Regions from separate parts of the Mus musculus genome. Here region 1 is linked to region 2. A link is a loop called in an ENCODE intact Hi-C map of the cell type or tissue named here. Cell type or tissue: left cerebral cortex. All regions are shown on one strand. Each heading gives the region's core, and the rest is flanking DNA. Links, peaks and the distances in the headings are about the cores only.

Region 1 (8,328 bases), core at 238-8,237, 360 kb before region 2:
AAGAAACTGTCTACCATGTTCCAGGTCTAAGGAAGGAAGAAGAAGCATGAGATAAAAGAAAGTAACAAAACCAGTGTAGTGGCCAACAGCACCCAGAGATGAGCAGGGCCCTTCTAGGAGAACAGCAGCATGTAACACCAACTGCAGCCAGGAGGTGTGTGTCAACACACACCCAGGACAGAAGGTCCCAGTAGAAACTACCCAAAGCTCAGACCCAAGCTGGTCACCACCCAGATCCCTAGAATGTGGTATGACATCCATTTGCAGTTTCTACTCCTGTTGAACTGATATGTTAGGGCCAAAGAGCAGAAGCAGGGACCTCAGAGGAAGGTTGCAACCTCTTGGATCTGGACAACTTCTAGGGACCTAGTCATGTCAGATGCCTCACCTGCCCCATAATGTTGTCAAGCTATCCTGGACCTAACAGAGTGCTAAAGAAATGTGTTTGGATATCTGAAAGGAAGCGAATCAATGTGAGTAGTCTAGAATTTCTGACCTGGGAGGTTGGAGTACCATAATAATCAAGCTGACAAACCATGCCCCCAAGAAAGAAAGAAAGAAAGAAAGAAAGAAAGAAAGAAAGAAAGAAAGAAAGAAAGAAAGAAAGAAAGAAAGGAAGGAAGGAAGAAAGTATAGCACCTGGCGACTTTGCTGGCATCCTCGGTCCTGAGAAGAAAATTCCTTTATAAAAACAGTTCACACCTCTCAGTTACAGCAAAAGCCATGTGAATTCTTCTGTGCATATGCATGTGTACACATGTGATGTGTATTTGTGTGTGCTTGTGTGTGCAGGTGCACATGTTGGAGGTGCTCTTCTCCACAAGTGTCCATACTCTGTTCTTTCTACCCATCTTTCAAGGAAGGGATGACTTTGTAGGATTCTCAAGGGATGCTTGGCTACCAAGTGATGGATTCCAAGGTTGAACAAAAGTACAACTTTCTAAAACCCATATTTGGGATGATCTCTTTCTATGCTGCCACCAGCCAGCTCCAGTGGCCCTATAGATACCAGCAGGAGGCTCATGCTCATGGCTTAAGTGGTGGCTGGCACAGATCTTAAACATGGAGCCTCTCTCAGATGTGACGTCCACTCTCCTGTTTGACTTCTTGGAGTTGTTTGGGAATGACCTCATGAAGCAGTACCTGGTCCAGTTCTGGAAAATCATGCTTCTCATCCCCGAGGACTACTTGCCCAGAATTGAAGCCATCACGAGCTCAGGGTCCTTCATACCTCTCAAGCAGTTCTTGGAGAAATGTCTGCATGGCAGTGAGGTTCCTTCCCCAGAGCCTTTCTGCTGTTTACCGTCTGCCCCTCTTGATGCCCTTCATCCTACTGTGTGGCAGAAGGGGCAGTAGTAAAGCCACTGAGAAAGAGAATTTGGAAGAATCATGTAAGATTGAGAAATTTGTTAGTGTGTTTTTATATATCTGTACCTTGTGAATGAGTCTTTTAGGGCTGGATAGATGGCTCAGTGTTGAGCAATAATGAATCTTCCAGAGTTCTTGAGTTCAATTCCCAGCAAACACAGGGTGGCTCACAACCATCTATAATGGGATCCTATGCACTGTTCTCATGAGTATCTGAAAACAACTGCAGTGTACAATTAGAAATAAAAATAAATAAATCTTTTTTTTAAATGAGGCTTTTGTACTTCACAGCCCTTTGTAGGTCTATTTCAGGTTTGGTAGTTCTACAGGTGTCACAGACAGATACAAACCTGGCCTTTCTAATTTTCACAAGTCACAAGGAAGGGTAAGAAAATAACACTCCTGGGCATATAGCTAGACATAGCTCCAACATGTAATAAGGACACATGCTCCAATATGCTCATGACAACCTTATTTATAATAGCCAGAAGCTGGAATGAAGTCATATGTACCTCAACAGAGGAATGGATACAGAAAATGTGGTACATTTACACAATGGAATACTACTCAGCTATTAAAAACAATGAATTTATGAAATTCATAGGGAAATGGATGAATCTGGAGAATATCATCCTGAGTGAGGTAAATCCATCACAAAATAACACACATGATATGCACTCAATGATAAGTGGATATTAGTCCAGAAGCCCAGAAGCTCCGAATACCCAAGACACAATTCACAAAGCACATGAAACTCAAGACGAAGGAAGACCAAAGTGTGGATACTTCTATCCATCTTAGAAGTGGGGAACAAAACACCGATGGAAGGAGTTACAGAGTTAAGTAGAGACTGAAGAAATGACTATCTAGGGACTGATTCACTGGGGGATCCACCCCATTTACATCACCAATCCCAAACACTGTTGTGGATGCCAACAAGTTCTTGTTGACAGGAACCTCATATAGCTTGAAGGACCCCCAATGAGGGGAAGCCCTCACTCAAGTCTTAGTATGACATGATCACCCAGAAACTCACTGGATACCGTTCTTGTTGCAATCACATGAGGCTTATTGACAGGAACCAGCACACTGGGACCAACTTGTATTCAACCCAGGGGTACAGGAGTTTGACCCCGAGTAGCTGGGATAGTGGGTATTTAAAGGAAAAACCATAGCCCAAGCGGGTAGGGAGTGCGCTATTTGAAAATACCAGTGAAAAATCACAAGGTGGAACTAAAAATCACAAGGGGGAAACTCCCTGATTCTTAAGATTGTTCTCAAGTTTTTAATCCAATTTTTGTGGTCGGCCAGGTCCTGGAACAAGGTTACTGAACCAGCTTGTGTAATTATCTGTTCTGTGGTCAGCCAGTTCTCAGAACAGGCTGCTTCATGGCCCAACTATTTTCCTTTCTTGGCTACAACTTGGTCTAGGGAGGTCAATCTTAAATTTTCTACATTACAAGCTCTCTCCTGAGAGGATCTGCCAGTGCCTTACAAATACAGAGGTGGATGCTCACAGCCATCCATTGGACTGAGAATAGGATCCACAATGAAGGAGCTAGAAAAAGGACCCAAGGAGCTGAAGGGGTTTGCAGTCCCATAGGAGGAACAAGTATGAACAAGCCAGTGTTCCCAGAGCTCCCAGGGATTAAACCACCAACCAAAGAGCACACATAGTGGGATCCTGGCTCCAGCAGCATATGCAGCAAAGGGTGGCCTAGACAGATATCAATGGGAGGAGAGGCACTTTGTCCTATGAAGGTTGTATACCCTATGTGGGGGAATGCCAGGGTCAGGAAGCAGGAGTGAGTGAGTTGGGGGGGAGTAAATGGGGGAGGGCAGTTTTTTTTGGAGGAGACCTCCCCCCCCAAAACAGAATGGGGATAAGAGTTGAAATGTAAATAAAGGCACTTGGGAGGCAGAGGCAGATTTCTGAGTTCCAGGGCAGCCTGGTCTACAAAGTGAGTTCCAGGACAGCTAAGGCTACACAGAGAAACCCTGTCTCGAAAACCCAAAAAAAAAAAAAAGAAAGAAAGAAAGAAAGAAAAAGAAAAAGAAAAAGAAAAAGAAAAAGAAAGACAGAAAAAAAGAAAATAAATGTAAATAAAGAAAATATCCAATAAAAAAGAAAGAAAAGGAAGAAGGGGCACTTAGCTACACCCTATTTCTCTAGTGTCTTTCAGAAAATCTGTGATTAATTTCTCAGCTAATAGCTTGTATAAAGCCAAGGTGTGTCTGTATTCTGCCACATCCTCACTGCTTTCTGGTACTTAGCCCCAGGCACTTTAGCAGAATAGCTGCTGATCCCCACCCACCCACTTTCACTTTCCTGCTTTTTTCACAATAGATTGAAATTGACTAAGTGCTTCCCCTCAGACATCTTGGGGATGTCACTCACTGCTTGAAATTCGTCAGACCAGAGAGTGGGGTCCCTTAAGTCAAGCTCCCAGAGGACAGTCCTTTTATGAGCTTTTTTTTTTCTCTCAAAACCAGTACCACCTGGGTTACTCTAACACATTACAAAGTCCAGCTGCAGCAACGGGTACACACAAGCTTACCTATCTTTGGAACACAGGTTCCTTGTGTTCTCAGAAAACATTTCCCCGAAGATTTCACCTTAGCAATGCTGGACTTCATAATCACCACTAATTTCCTAACTCTACCACCAATTGTCTCAAGTCTCCTATTCTTGGCTATAGAGCCAGAGTCACATGGCCAAAGCTGACAAGTTCTGCTGCTTGCAGGGGCTAGAACATGGTCCCTTTGATCTCTTACAACATCACCAGCTTCCTCTTTTCCAACTCCTTCACTGCCTAAGCTTGACTGTCCTGGATCTTAGACTGCAGACTGACCTTGACTCAGAGATCTGGATGCTTGTCTCCTGGGATTAAAGGTGTGTACAAACATGCCTGGATTTAAGCTTTTCTTCACCTAAAACTTGCTCTATCTCTGGCTGACCTTGACCTCAGAGATCTGCTTGGCTTTATCTCCTGGGATTAAAGCAATGCACCACCATACTGGATCTAAATTTCATTGTGTCACATCTTGCCACAAGGTCACAACACCCTTAATTCAATTTAATATCCTTGAACTAAATATTCAGCTCAGTTTCACTTCCTGGTGGCTCCCTCACCCCCGTTTAATACTATATATTTTATACTTTTCCTTTCTAAGCTAGTTATGCATATTTCAAATGTTCTTCATGAGATGTAAGCAGAGAAAAAAGTCTATGAAGAGCATTTCTGAGACCTACTTTGTCAATGCAATTAATCTGAGTTTCTGAGTCTCAGTATCATTCTGGCTTTTCAAACTAGGATAAAGAGTAGCATTACTGTTCACCAAAATGCTACAAAAAAAAAAAAAAAAACAGTCTCTAAGCCACATACTAAAGTTCTCCTCCACTGAAATCTCTTAGGCCAGGACTGCACATTTCAGATCAATCTCAGTAACAGAGTCTTCTATATTCCTACTAGGATAGCCCAGTAAGCCCCACTTGAAGCATTCTACTGCTTTCCAAATCCAAAGTCCTCAAATCTACATTCTCCCAAAGAGAAGCATTTTCAGACCTTTCACAGCTGTACCCCATTCCCTGGTACCAACTTCTGACTTGGCTGGGGTTTGACTGCCATGAGCAAACACCATAATCAAGGCAACTTCTATAAGGATAACACTTCATTGGGACTGGCTTCAATATTCAGAGGTTCAGTGCATTATTTTAAGGCAGGAACATAGTAGCATCCAGGCAGCAAAGTGCAGGAGGAGCTGACAGTTTTATATCTTCATCTGAAAGCTGCTAGCAGAATACTGACTTCCAGGCAGCTAGAATGAGGGTCTTAAAAAGTCCATGACCAAGGTGACACATCTACTCTAACAAGGCCAGAATTCCGAATACTATAACACCCTGGGCCAAGCATATTCAGAACACAAAAGTTGCTGTTGGCTGCATCTTTGTAGGCAGCATCTTTGCAGGCAGAGAATTTTTGTGGATCTTTGTGGCCCCACTAGCCAACACCTACAACTTCCTCTAGCACATGTGGTGTTTGTTGTTCTGGGTGTCCTGTGTTGGTCAAACCTGCTTTTCCAAGAACCAATGCTACTGAACTGATAAAAGCTCACTGAAGCTATGCTGTTGGGGTTTGTTTATAATACATCCACCAGTTTTACAGAAATGAATTTCATTGAATTCAAGTCTTCTTGCCTGTGCAGTGAATACTGCACGGAGTGAGCAACCTCCTCCTCAGCCGTGTCAGCTCACTGCAACTTCCTTACAACTTTGAGTTTCTAGGGTTTAAAACTGAGACAGAGAGAAGTTAGGTCTTCTGAAAGTTTGGTTTGTTCTTTCTATGTTTTGTAAGTTGCTGGGGAGGAGGGGCTGAAACTCAGGTGACTTGCTAAGTTCTAGAGGCAGATGAACTAGGGCACTCATGAAAATCTAGCACAAGGGTGCCAAACCCACATCCCACATAATTAAAGGAAAGCATTGCTTGCAGTAAGTCATTTAAAAATAATATTTTGGGCGGTCTAAGAGACCGGTTAAGAGCAATAATTCCCACCACCGACATGATAGCAGACAAGCATGTGCTACTCCAGTACCGAGGGGGTCGAGTGCCCTCTTTTAGCCTCTTGGTCACCAAGCATGCATGTGGTTACAAATGGACATACACACAAAACGCCTTTATATATATATATATATATATATATATATATATATATATATAAAATTATAAAATAGGATTTGTTACTTATAGTGTATGAGTGTGTGGGTGTTTTTTTTTGTGTGTGTTTGTCAAAGTACCTCACACCTGTGTGAAGGTCAGAGAACAACCTGAGAGATTCTGTTTTCACCATCTATCTGAGAATATTCCAGTAGTCAAGCATGGCAGCAAGAACCTTTCCCCACTGTGACAGCAAATCAGCTTTACAGATCTACTCTGTTAATTGTGTTGTAAGTAAAATTGCTGATCTCTATATAACCATAGTCCTATGAGGACAATAAGGGATCGTCATGATACAAGCATCCCATATGATATTCCTTTGTGGAAAATGAGCCTTGACTGTAAGAAAACATAGTCATCTCACACCAAGCACCGTTTTTTTTTTTTTTTTTTTTTTTGTTGTTGTTTTTTTTTTTTTGTTTTTGGTTTTCTGTGACAGGGTTTCTCTGTATAGCCCTGTTTGTCCTAGAACTCACTTTGTAGACCAGGCTGGCCTCGAACTCATAAATCTGCCTGCCTCTGCCTCCTGAGTGCTGGGATTAAAGACGAGTACAATCAGACCCGGCTCCTTTTTTTTAGAGATTAATTAATTCATTTATTTTATGTATATGAGTACACTGTAGTTGTACTGATCATTTTGAGCCATCATGTGGTTGCTGGGATTTTAATTCAGGACCTCTGCTCGCTCTGATCAGATTTGGTTATTGCTACAACTAATTACACTGTAACAGTCTTCAGATTCGCCACAAGGAATAATCAGAGGTATTTTTGGATGGCTGTGAGCATCCATGTGGTTTTGGGGATTTGAACTCAGGACCTTCCAAGGGCACTCAGTGCTAACAACCACTGGGCCAACCCTCCAGCATCACCCCTTTATTTCAACCCTACATCCCAGGTTTTGGTCTATGTGTTTCTGATTTCCCACATTCATTATTTTAAATTTGTCCTCAGTAGCCTGTTTTGTTTCTCATTACCATAGAAAACCAGTAGTGAGTAAGAATTTTCCAGGCTGGCCTCGAACTCAGAAATCCACCTGCCTCTGACTCCCAAGTGCTGGGATTAAAGGCATGGGCTACCAAGCCCAGTTAAGAAGTGTCCTTTTGTTTCTTTGCTTGTTTGGTGTGGTGATTGAATTATGCTTGGATCAAGGTGTGGTACTATTGGGAGGTGTGGCCTTGTTGGATTAGAGTTGCATCACTGTAGAGGCGGGTCTTTGGGGAAATGTATATATACTCAAGCTCTGCCCAGGCTGAGACACAGTAGTCTCATCTTGCTGCCTTCATCTTGGAAGACAAAGGAAGAGGACATCCCACCTAGGCCAATCTGTTCTGTAGAAAGAGTTCCAGGACAGCCTCGCGTACACAGAAAAACCCTATCCCAGAAAGAAAGAATCATCATTCTATCGGCTCTTAGTCTTCCTTCAAAGAAGATGGTACTCACCAGGTAGGTCATGGATTTGGGTTCTGGTTATGGAAAGTTCTGGGAGAACATATATTTTCCATTTTTCTTTGAGGATTGATTAAGCTAGGGAGCAGAGGTAACCTGGCCACAACCATGTCTAAAACCTCTTATTGGGCTTCATTGTTAATTACACTGCTCAGAAACTGGGGTCTTTCATGAGTTGCCTTCCCTACCAGCTTACCTCCTTCCTTCCTTCCTTCCTTCCTTCCTTCCTTCCTTCCTTCCTTCCTTTCTTCCTTCTCTGCAAGAAAGCATGTCCCTCTTGTTTTTGGATTTCACTATCTGCTTGACATCCCTTGGTAGGTTGTAACCTGGATTTGTAAACCAGATAAGCCCCCCCTCCTGGAAATTTTGTTTTGCTGGAGTATTTTAGCAGCAGCCACAGAAATGAAACTGGAACCAACAGATGATGTTTACTAGTGTGGTCCTAGTGTTGGTTCAGAAAAGAAAGAGTGAGTTACGCTAAGTGTTAGAGGTAGCTAATATTGGAGTCTTCTTCAGGCACTGTGATATAGGTTAATAGGACTATAAGGGGGAAGGTAGAATTTGAAATGGTTGCACACAGGAAAATACCAGGGCTGCAGTGTCTATCTTGTGCTCACCATAGCAATGGCCAAAAGTAAAGTCTCAAAAAGGCTGGGCTTGGAGAACACAAAGCTTCAGTTAGCTTTCATTTGTATGCTTTTGATTTTTTTTTTGTTTTGTTTTTGGTTTTTTTTTTAATTAATTATATGTAAGTACACTGTAGCTGTCTTCAGACGAACCTGAAGAGGGCATCAGATCT
Region 2 (8,328 bases), core at 237-8,236:
TCAGATAGGCAAGAAGCAGGAAGTTTTACACAATGTTACAAACATAAAAACACAAATACCTAGACTAGTTTTGAGACCTTCAAGACCTTCCAGATAAGTAGTCCTGTGTGTCATGTGCAACTTCCCAGCCAATGTAACAAAATATAATGCCATAGATTGTTAATGGCCCAAAAACACTTTCAGGACCTGATCTGATGCAACTAAGAGCAGGGTCTTTATTCTATTTGAGCTAGCTCACCCATACCCCAATAACACAACTGTCACCCAAAATGATTTGGTGGAGGTGAGGGGAGAATCAAATGTCTGTCTGGGCAAGGCTTTGTAGTAAGCAGCAAGCTGAGGGTACATGTTCAAGAATCTTATTACAAAGACACTGTGGCCTTTAACATAATTGGCAGGTGCTGGCAAGTCTGGGAGCCTTGGCAATAGTGGAGCTAGGGGACATTGTTAGTCCCAGTTTGGGTGGGCGTGACTCAGGGAACTAAAAGGTCCACCCATCTGATACAATTCCTTGATTTTGTACCTGTGGCCAGTTGCAGTTAGAGATAGACAATTCTGTGAGGGTGGCTACTGCAGATAGTGGAAAGGTCCTGAGTCTTCGTATGGGGTGGACTTATTTTTATGGGAGCAGAGAGATGCCCACCAATCTGGTTCTTTTCTTTTGTTAGTTCACCACTTTTGACTGTTTCTCAATTCTACTTGATAGAGAGAAATGGTTGGATTTGTGTTTTGGGTGTCATCGAGACATCTATTTCATGAGCAACATTTTCTGATTGTTTCTTGTTCCTGCTCCACAGACAGGGAAGGTTTTATTTGTATTTTTGTGTTCCTCATTGTGAGATGACTTTGACAAGATAACTTTGAGGAGATGACTTTGTCAGATGACTCTGATGATGTAACCTTGATAAGGTGAATTTGATGAGATGACTTTGATGATGTAACTTTGAGTTTGTCAGACTTATTAATAGGCTATGTCTACCACATTCTACACGTTCGACTAAACATTTAGTGCCCCCACACACACTCGCTTTCCTCTGACTCACCCAGACTGACATTTTAACCTCGTTAAAGGAAAGAGGAGACATATGGTCTACCATTGGGCTCTGCTGGCAGGTCTCAAGGCAGCCTCAAGACAGACCACACATATGGACAGAGTATATGACATTAGGCAGCAAGAAAATAAATGCACTACAGCTTTTTTTTTTTAGAGAGGGCCATGGAGACATATCAACAACACAGCCCCATGGACCCTGAATCACTGAAAGTAAAAGCAGTCACTCTAGCTTTCATTATCCAGACAGCACCAGATATTAAGAAATATCTACAGACAGTTTAGAGGTTAAGAAAAAAGAGTCTGAGGGACTTAGTGATAGTGGCAGAGAGAGTATTTAATAGAACAGAGACAATAGAAGAGAAGCAGATAAAAGGACAAAAGCAACAGACTTGAGAACACGCAAATATCCTGTTGGCAGTCATAGACAAACCAAAAGACTCTAAGAGAAGGCTAAAACAGACACTTTGAGAAGAAACAGATAAGCGGGGGAGGGGGTTAAAGATAAAAAAGCCCCCTGTGCAATCCCTGTGTAACTCTAAAAGTAAAAGGGAAATCAACCAGCTTTTTTGTTGGTAATTAATACAGTTCAACATTCTGTATTGCTAAAACCTGAAGAAAATGTCTCTTCATCAGTCGATAATTGATTTCCCTGTGGCAAAAGGGTCAAAATAAAAGCACAAGGCCTCCTTGAGCCCTAAAATAAAATTTGAATGAATCTCAAGAAGGAAGACAAAGAGTGCATGCTTCGGTCCTATTTAGAATGGGGAACAAAACAGTCATGGGAGGTAGAGGGTAGCAATGACTCTGGAGGAATACAGAAGGGCAAGGGAGAAAGGGGGAGGCAGGATCAGGTAAGGGAGGAGACAAATGAGACATACAGAGGGTCTGGAAATTGACTGAGGTGTGTAGCAAAAGGGAAGGAGAACTAGGAGTAGCCAACAGAAAGTCCCAGATGCCAGGAAAACAGTAATTTCCCATGAAAACATGTGAATGACATTAGCTTAAATACCCAAAAAGTGGGAGGGAGAACCTATAGAGACCATATCCAGATGTTAGGCATAGACCCTCAGTTGAGGGATGGTGCCACCACCCATATCCAAAATTTTAACCCAGAATTACTGTTGTGTAAAGGAAATACAGGGACAAAGATTGGAGCAGAGACTGAAGGAAAGGCCATCCAAAGACTGCTCCACCTAGGGACCCATGCCACATGCAGACACCAAATCCGAGACACTATTGCTGATGCAAATAAGTGCTTGCTGACAAGAGGCTGATAGAGCTGTCTCCTGTGAAGCTCTGCTAGAGCCTGACTAATACCAGTGCAGATGCATGCAGCCAACTATCAGACTGAGCAGAGGGACCATAATGGAGGAGTTAGGGGAAGGACTAAAGGAGCTGAAGGGGCCTTATCTGGAATCAATGGTAGGGAGGCCCTTGGACCTGTGAAGGATTGATGGCCTAGTGTAGGGGAATGAAAGGGTGGTGAGGCAGGAGTGGTTGTGTGGTTGAGGGAGCACCCTCATAGAGGATGCTATAATAGGTTCAAATGCCCTCTTCTGGTGTGTCTGAAGGCAGGTATAGTACTCATATACATAAAATAAATAAGTCTTTTTAAAAAAAAAAAAAAGGCCGGGCATAGTGTTGCACACCTTTAATCCCAGCATTTGGGAAGCAGAGGAGGGGAATTTCTGAGTTCGAGGCCAGCCTGGTCTACAAAGTGAGTTGCAGGATAGCTAGGGATATAAAGAGAAACCCTGTATCACCCCCCCCCAATAACAGGTAGGAAAAATTGCAATGGTTGAAAGAAGGGGGTAAACTTCCATACAGATACATGAGCTACATTGAACTCAATCCTAGAAAGTCAACTCTATGAGTGTTGAGAATTGATACAGACCTGATACAGATTCAGATGGTGAATTATCAGAGTAAGGAACATTTTCTTGTGAGTACCATGCGGAATTGGGGAGGATGTGATCTACAACCCATCCAGAGTAAGAAGATGGTTTGGGAAGAGACCTGCATTCTTCCAAAACATTCTGGTAGCACAGCAGACACTGGTGGTCATAGTACTGCAGGCTTGTGTTGGGGAGTCCCTTCCTGGTTTGCCAGCAGAGATCATCAGACTGCATTGATCTTTTTCTTTTTCAGAAATCATGTAATCATTTATTTTCATTATACACCAGAGATATAATGAACATATTAAAAAGAAAAAATGTATATATACCAACATGGTTTTAATGTGTCTCTGTTTCTGGACTCCTCCATTCAGAAAACAGTAACATCATTTTCATTAAGCTCTGGCTCCTTTTCCATTAACCTAAGCGTAGGTTAAGGAAAACAAAGCTTTTACAATTATGTAATTAACTTTACTCAATACACAATAATTCATTTTCCAAAGCCTCAGTACAGAAGCTAACTTCTTAAAAATGGCTTAACGCAAGGACCTAGTTTAGAAAGTAAACACTACTCTATGTGCTCTTAACAACTACCTGCTTTGAAAATTTCTCTATGCAAGAATCAGAAGAGATTTACTTCTCTTTTTTATTTTCATTCTTTTTTTGAGTATGCCTTACAAGATTCTATCTAAACATTGTCAACTATTATATCTTTAAACACAAGAAAATGATCATCTCCTCTAAGCATTTAATTTCTGCAATGCCTAATTCTTAAAACTCAAAATTGCTACCCATCTAACTTAAAAACTGCACTGTATGATGCAACAACTTATGGGTGGAAACAAGTTAAAGGATCAAGTGAGGGTATACAACAAGGGCTACAAATGAAAGGTCACAAATGGAATGGCAGTCCCTTAACAGTGCACACTGCTCTGCCCTAAGTTCAATTATACCCATAAGCACAAAGTGTTAACTTGTCACTTAAGATAGATAACTCAACATCTTAGGTTTTCAAAGAAATAGAATACTTCAAAACATAAAATATATCAGTTTGCATTAGCAATACACACGTATGCCAAATGAAGTTTTATTTAACAGCTGAATGTCAAGATGCCAATTGTGTTGAGCAATCTTCAAAGAACTTGGAAGGTTGCATGCTTATGTCAGGTTAGATGTCATCAATGTCTTCATCATCCTCTCCAATATCATCAAACACGATTTCATCATCATCCCCAGGACCAAATGTGTCCATTTCATTGATTTTGGCATGTTCTGGAAGTTCTCCATAGGCCTTCAGACTTCTTGCTTCATCTTGATTGTACTTTAAGATTACATCAGCTTTGTTATCTTGATAGTCTCTTAGACCAATCAATATAATGTCTGAGGTATTTATCCAAACCTTTTTTCTCAACTTCCCTCTTATGTGGCACAGCCTCCTTACACCATCAAAACACATTGCTTCCAACCATCCACATCCCAGCATTTTGGTCACCTGAGCATACTCTTGCCCATATTCTTTAAACACCAACTCTCTTTTCTCAGATTCATTTTCATTTTTACCTCTGCGCCTGTTTTTGCCTCCTTTGCCTTTATTCTTTGGCATGATGGAAAAGGCAACCACAGGAGTCAGGTGAGGGACTCCTGGCAGACAGTGGCTGACAGTAGCTGTGTCTCAGTTCCAAGAGCTACTACAGTCTTAGGATGGGTGCCAGGAAGTATTGAACAGTGGTAGATCTGACAGCAACTGATATAAGTATAGAAGGTCCACAAGCCACAATATGTTCCAGAGTCCTGGCTTCTGATAGTTACAAAATAGTACTTCAGCTTCTGGCCTGGTGCTCAGGAAGTTGTAGTCTCCCCAGTAGTGACAAAATACAGCAGGACTCCATTACCTTTGCAGTTAATGCATTGACCTTAAAAAAATTAAATAAGTTTTCTTTGGAAATCTATTTCAGAAATAATTTTTTATCAAATTTCTTCACACAACATTGAATTGTATAGCTTTTTAAAAATTAGATATTCTCTTTATTTACATTTCAAGTGTTATCCCCTTTCCTAGTTTCCCCTCAAAAAACCTCCTATTCTCTACCTTCCTGCTGCTCCCTAAGCAACCCACTCCTGCTTAGTGGCCAATGCATTCCCCTATACTGGAGCATAGAACCTTCACAGGACCAAGGGCCTCTCCTCCAATTGATGACTGACTAGAATATCCTCTACTACATATGCAGCTAGAGCCACAAGTCCTTCCATGTGTTTTCTTTAATTTGTAATTTAGTCCCAGGGAGCTCTGGGGTTACTGGTTAGTTCATATTTCTGTTCCTCCTAGGTGGCTGACTTGTATAGCATAATAAAAAAATTGAAACTATCATTCTGAGGAACGTGGTTCTATATAAAAAAAGCAGTCTAAGACTTCATAGAACACTTAGTAGATTCAGATAACATTTTAATACATTTTTAAACACTTTTAGAGTACCCAAAATTACAAGTTCATTGGTGTTCAGGCCTCTAATATATCACAAGAACACTCAAAATATGTTCCACTGCACTTTAAATGGACATGCTTGGAGCATAATAAAAACAATTTCAGGACTAGAAAGATTGCTCAGTGCTTGAAAGCACTGACTATTCTTTCAGAGGTCGTGCATTCTCTTCTCAAAAACCAAAGAGTGGTTCACAACCATGTGTAATGGGTATCAACACCCTCTTTTGATCTTGTGTCTAAGACAGGTACAGTATGCTCATAGATATGAATTACTCTTAAAATTTTTTTTCAGTAGAGAAGAATGAAAAAAATTGAAAATAGTCACAGGTGTTACTTAGATCGACTTTGGGACACAAAATAACACATGAAAGCAGTTGACACAGGCACATATGACAACTAAATGAAGTCCTGGTGCATCCAGTGAAAACAGAAAAGCAAAGGCCAACCAGAAAGTTCATCTCCATCTCCTTAAGATGTGACAAAGGCTAAGCAACAAACCAACCAGACAGAATAGTACAAAACAAATTCACAACAACAACAAATTCCCCAGAAACACTATTGAGTTCATTTTCTGTTGGCCATCTCCTTCTGGGTATGGGGCTTTCCCTTAAGAGTGGTTCTCTACATAGTGAGACCCCCTTGTAGAAAACCAACATTTTCTTTGGGAGCAGTTACTAGAGATAGTGTCTGGAACCAAACCAGGTCCTCTGCAAGAACAGCCAATGCTCTGAACAACTGAACTATTTCTCCAGTTCCTATTTGCTAGTTTTTACAAATGACATTCAAAAGCATACAAATGAAAGCTATGAAGCTTTGTGTTCTCCAAGCCGAGCCTTTTTGAGACTTTACTTTTGGCCATTGCTAGGGTGAGCACAAGATAGACACTGCAGCCCTGGTATTTTCCTGTGTGCAACCATTTCAAATTCTACCTTCCCCCTTATAGTCCTATTAACCTATATCACAGTACCTGAAGAAGACTCCAATATTAGCTACCTCTAACACTTAGCGTAACTTACTCTTTCTTTTCTGAACCAACGCTAGGACCACACTAGTAAACATCATCTGTTGGTTCCAGTTTCATTTCTGAGGCTGCTGCTAAAATACTCCAGCAAAACAAAATTTCCAGGAGGAGGGGCTTATCTGGTTTACAAATCCAGGTTACAACCTACCAAGGGATGTCAAGGCAGATAGTGAAATCCAAAAGCAAGAGGGACGTGCTTTCTTGCAGAGAAGGAAGAAAGGAAGGAAGGAAGGAAGGAAGGAAGGAAGGAAGGAAGGAAGGAAGGAAGGAAGGAAGGAGGTAAGCTGGTAGGGAAGGCAACTCATGAAAGACCCCAGTTTCTGAGCAGCATAATCAACAATGAAGCCCAATAAGAGGTTTTAGACATGGTTGTGGCCAGGTTACCTCTGCTCCCTAGCTTAATCAATCCTCAAAGAAAAATGGAAAATATATGTTCTCCCAGAACTTTCCATAACCAGAACCCAAATCATGACCTACCTGGTGAGTACCATCTTCTTTGAAGGAAGACTAAGAGCCGATAGAATGATGATTCTTTCTTTCTGGGATAGGGTTTTTCTGTGTACGCGAGGCTGTCCTGGAACTCTTTCTACAGAACAGATTGGCCTAGGTGGGATGTCCTCTTCCTTTGTCTCCCAAGATGAAGGCAGCAAGATGAGACTACTGTGTCTCACCCTGGGCAGAGCTTGAGTATATATACATTTCCCCAAAGCCCCGCCTCTACAGTGATGCAACTCTAATCCAAAAAGGCCACACCTCCCAATAGTACCACACCCTGATCCAAGCATAATTCAATCACCACACCAAACGAGCAAAGAAACAAAAGGACACTTCTTAACTGGGCTTGGTAGCCCATGCCTTTAATCCCAGCACTTGGGAGTCAGAGGCAGGTGGATTTCTGAGTTCGAGGCCAGCCTGGAAAATTCTTACTCACTACTGGTTTTCTATGGTAATGAGAGACAAAACAGGCTACTGAGGACAAATTTAAAATAATGAATGTGGGAAATCAGAAACACATAGTCCAAAACCTGGGATGTAGGGTTGAAAGAAAGGGGTGATGCTGGAGGGTTGGCCCAGTGGTTGTTAGCACTGAATGCCCTTGGAAGGTCCTGAGTTGAAATCCCCAAAACCACATGGATGCTCACAGCCATCCAAAACTACCTCTGATTATTCCTTGTGGCGAATCTGAAGACTGTTACAGTGTAATTAGTTGTAGCAATAACCAAATCTGATCAGAGTGAGCAGAGGTCCTGAATTAAAATCCCAGCAACCACATGATGGCTCAAAATGATCAGTACAACTACAGTGTACTCATATACATAAAATAAATGAATTAAATAATCTCTAAAAAAAAGGAGCTGTGTCTGATTGTATTCGTCTTTAATCCCAGCACTCAGGAGGCAGAGGCAGGCAGATTTATGAGTTCGAGGCCAGCCTGGTCTACAAAGTGAGTTCTAGGACAAACAGGGCTATACAGAGAAACCCTGTCACAGAAAACCAAAAACAAACAAACAAACAAACAAACAAACAAAAAAACAAAAACAAAAACGGTGCTTGGTGTGAGATGACTATGTTTTCTTACAGTCAAGGCTCATTTTCCACAAAGGAATATCATATGGGATGCTTGTATCATGACGATCCCTTATTGTCCTCATAGGACTATGGTTATAGAGAGATCAGCAATTTTACTTACAACACACTTAACAGAGTAGATCTGTAAAGCTGATTTGCTGTCACAGTGGGGAAAGGTTCTTGCTGCCATGCTTGACTACTGGAATATTCTCAGATAGATGGAGAAAACATAATCTCTCAGGTTGTTCTCTGACCTTCACACAGGTGTTGAGGTACTTTGACAAACACACATAAAAACAAACACCCA

Evidence for each region. Hi-C counts contacts between places; a loop is a spot of excess contacts. Peaks named below come from ENCODE experiments on the same cell type or tissue, not always from the same donor. Only the 100,000 strongest peaks of a DNase experiment are listed, where the experiment ranks them.
Region 1: a loop joins it to region 2, with 6 times the contacts of the local background. A loop is called at or near these places in 14 of 42 quality-filtered maps.

What each region holds. Positions count from the first base shown.
Region 1 is chr12:88,251,880-88,260,207 of GRCm38, reverse strand. It overlaps the pseudogene Gm8332 and the pseudogene Gm18618. Among named protein-coding and RNA genes, the nearest start is that of Gm5662, 18 kb to the left of the region's middle. In left cerebral cortex, for the core only: no CTCF peak of the experiment used is centred there; no DNase peak of the experiment used is centred there.
Region 2 is chr12:87,891,594-87,899,921 of GRCm38, reverse strand. It overlaps Gm2022 (predicted pseudogene 2022), which reads right to left and starts at 7,088. Exons shown (of 2, transcript NM_001177574.1): 1 at 6,930-7,088; 2 at 3,200-4,862. The coding sequence starts at 4,552. The coding sequence ends at 4,118. It also overlaps the pseudogene LOC112136086. In left cerebral cortex, for the core only: no CTCF peak of the experiment used is centred there; no DNase peak of the experiment used is centred there.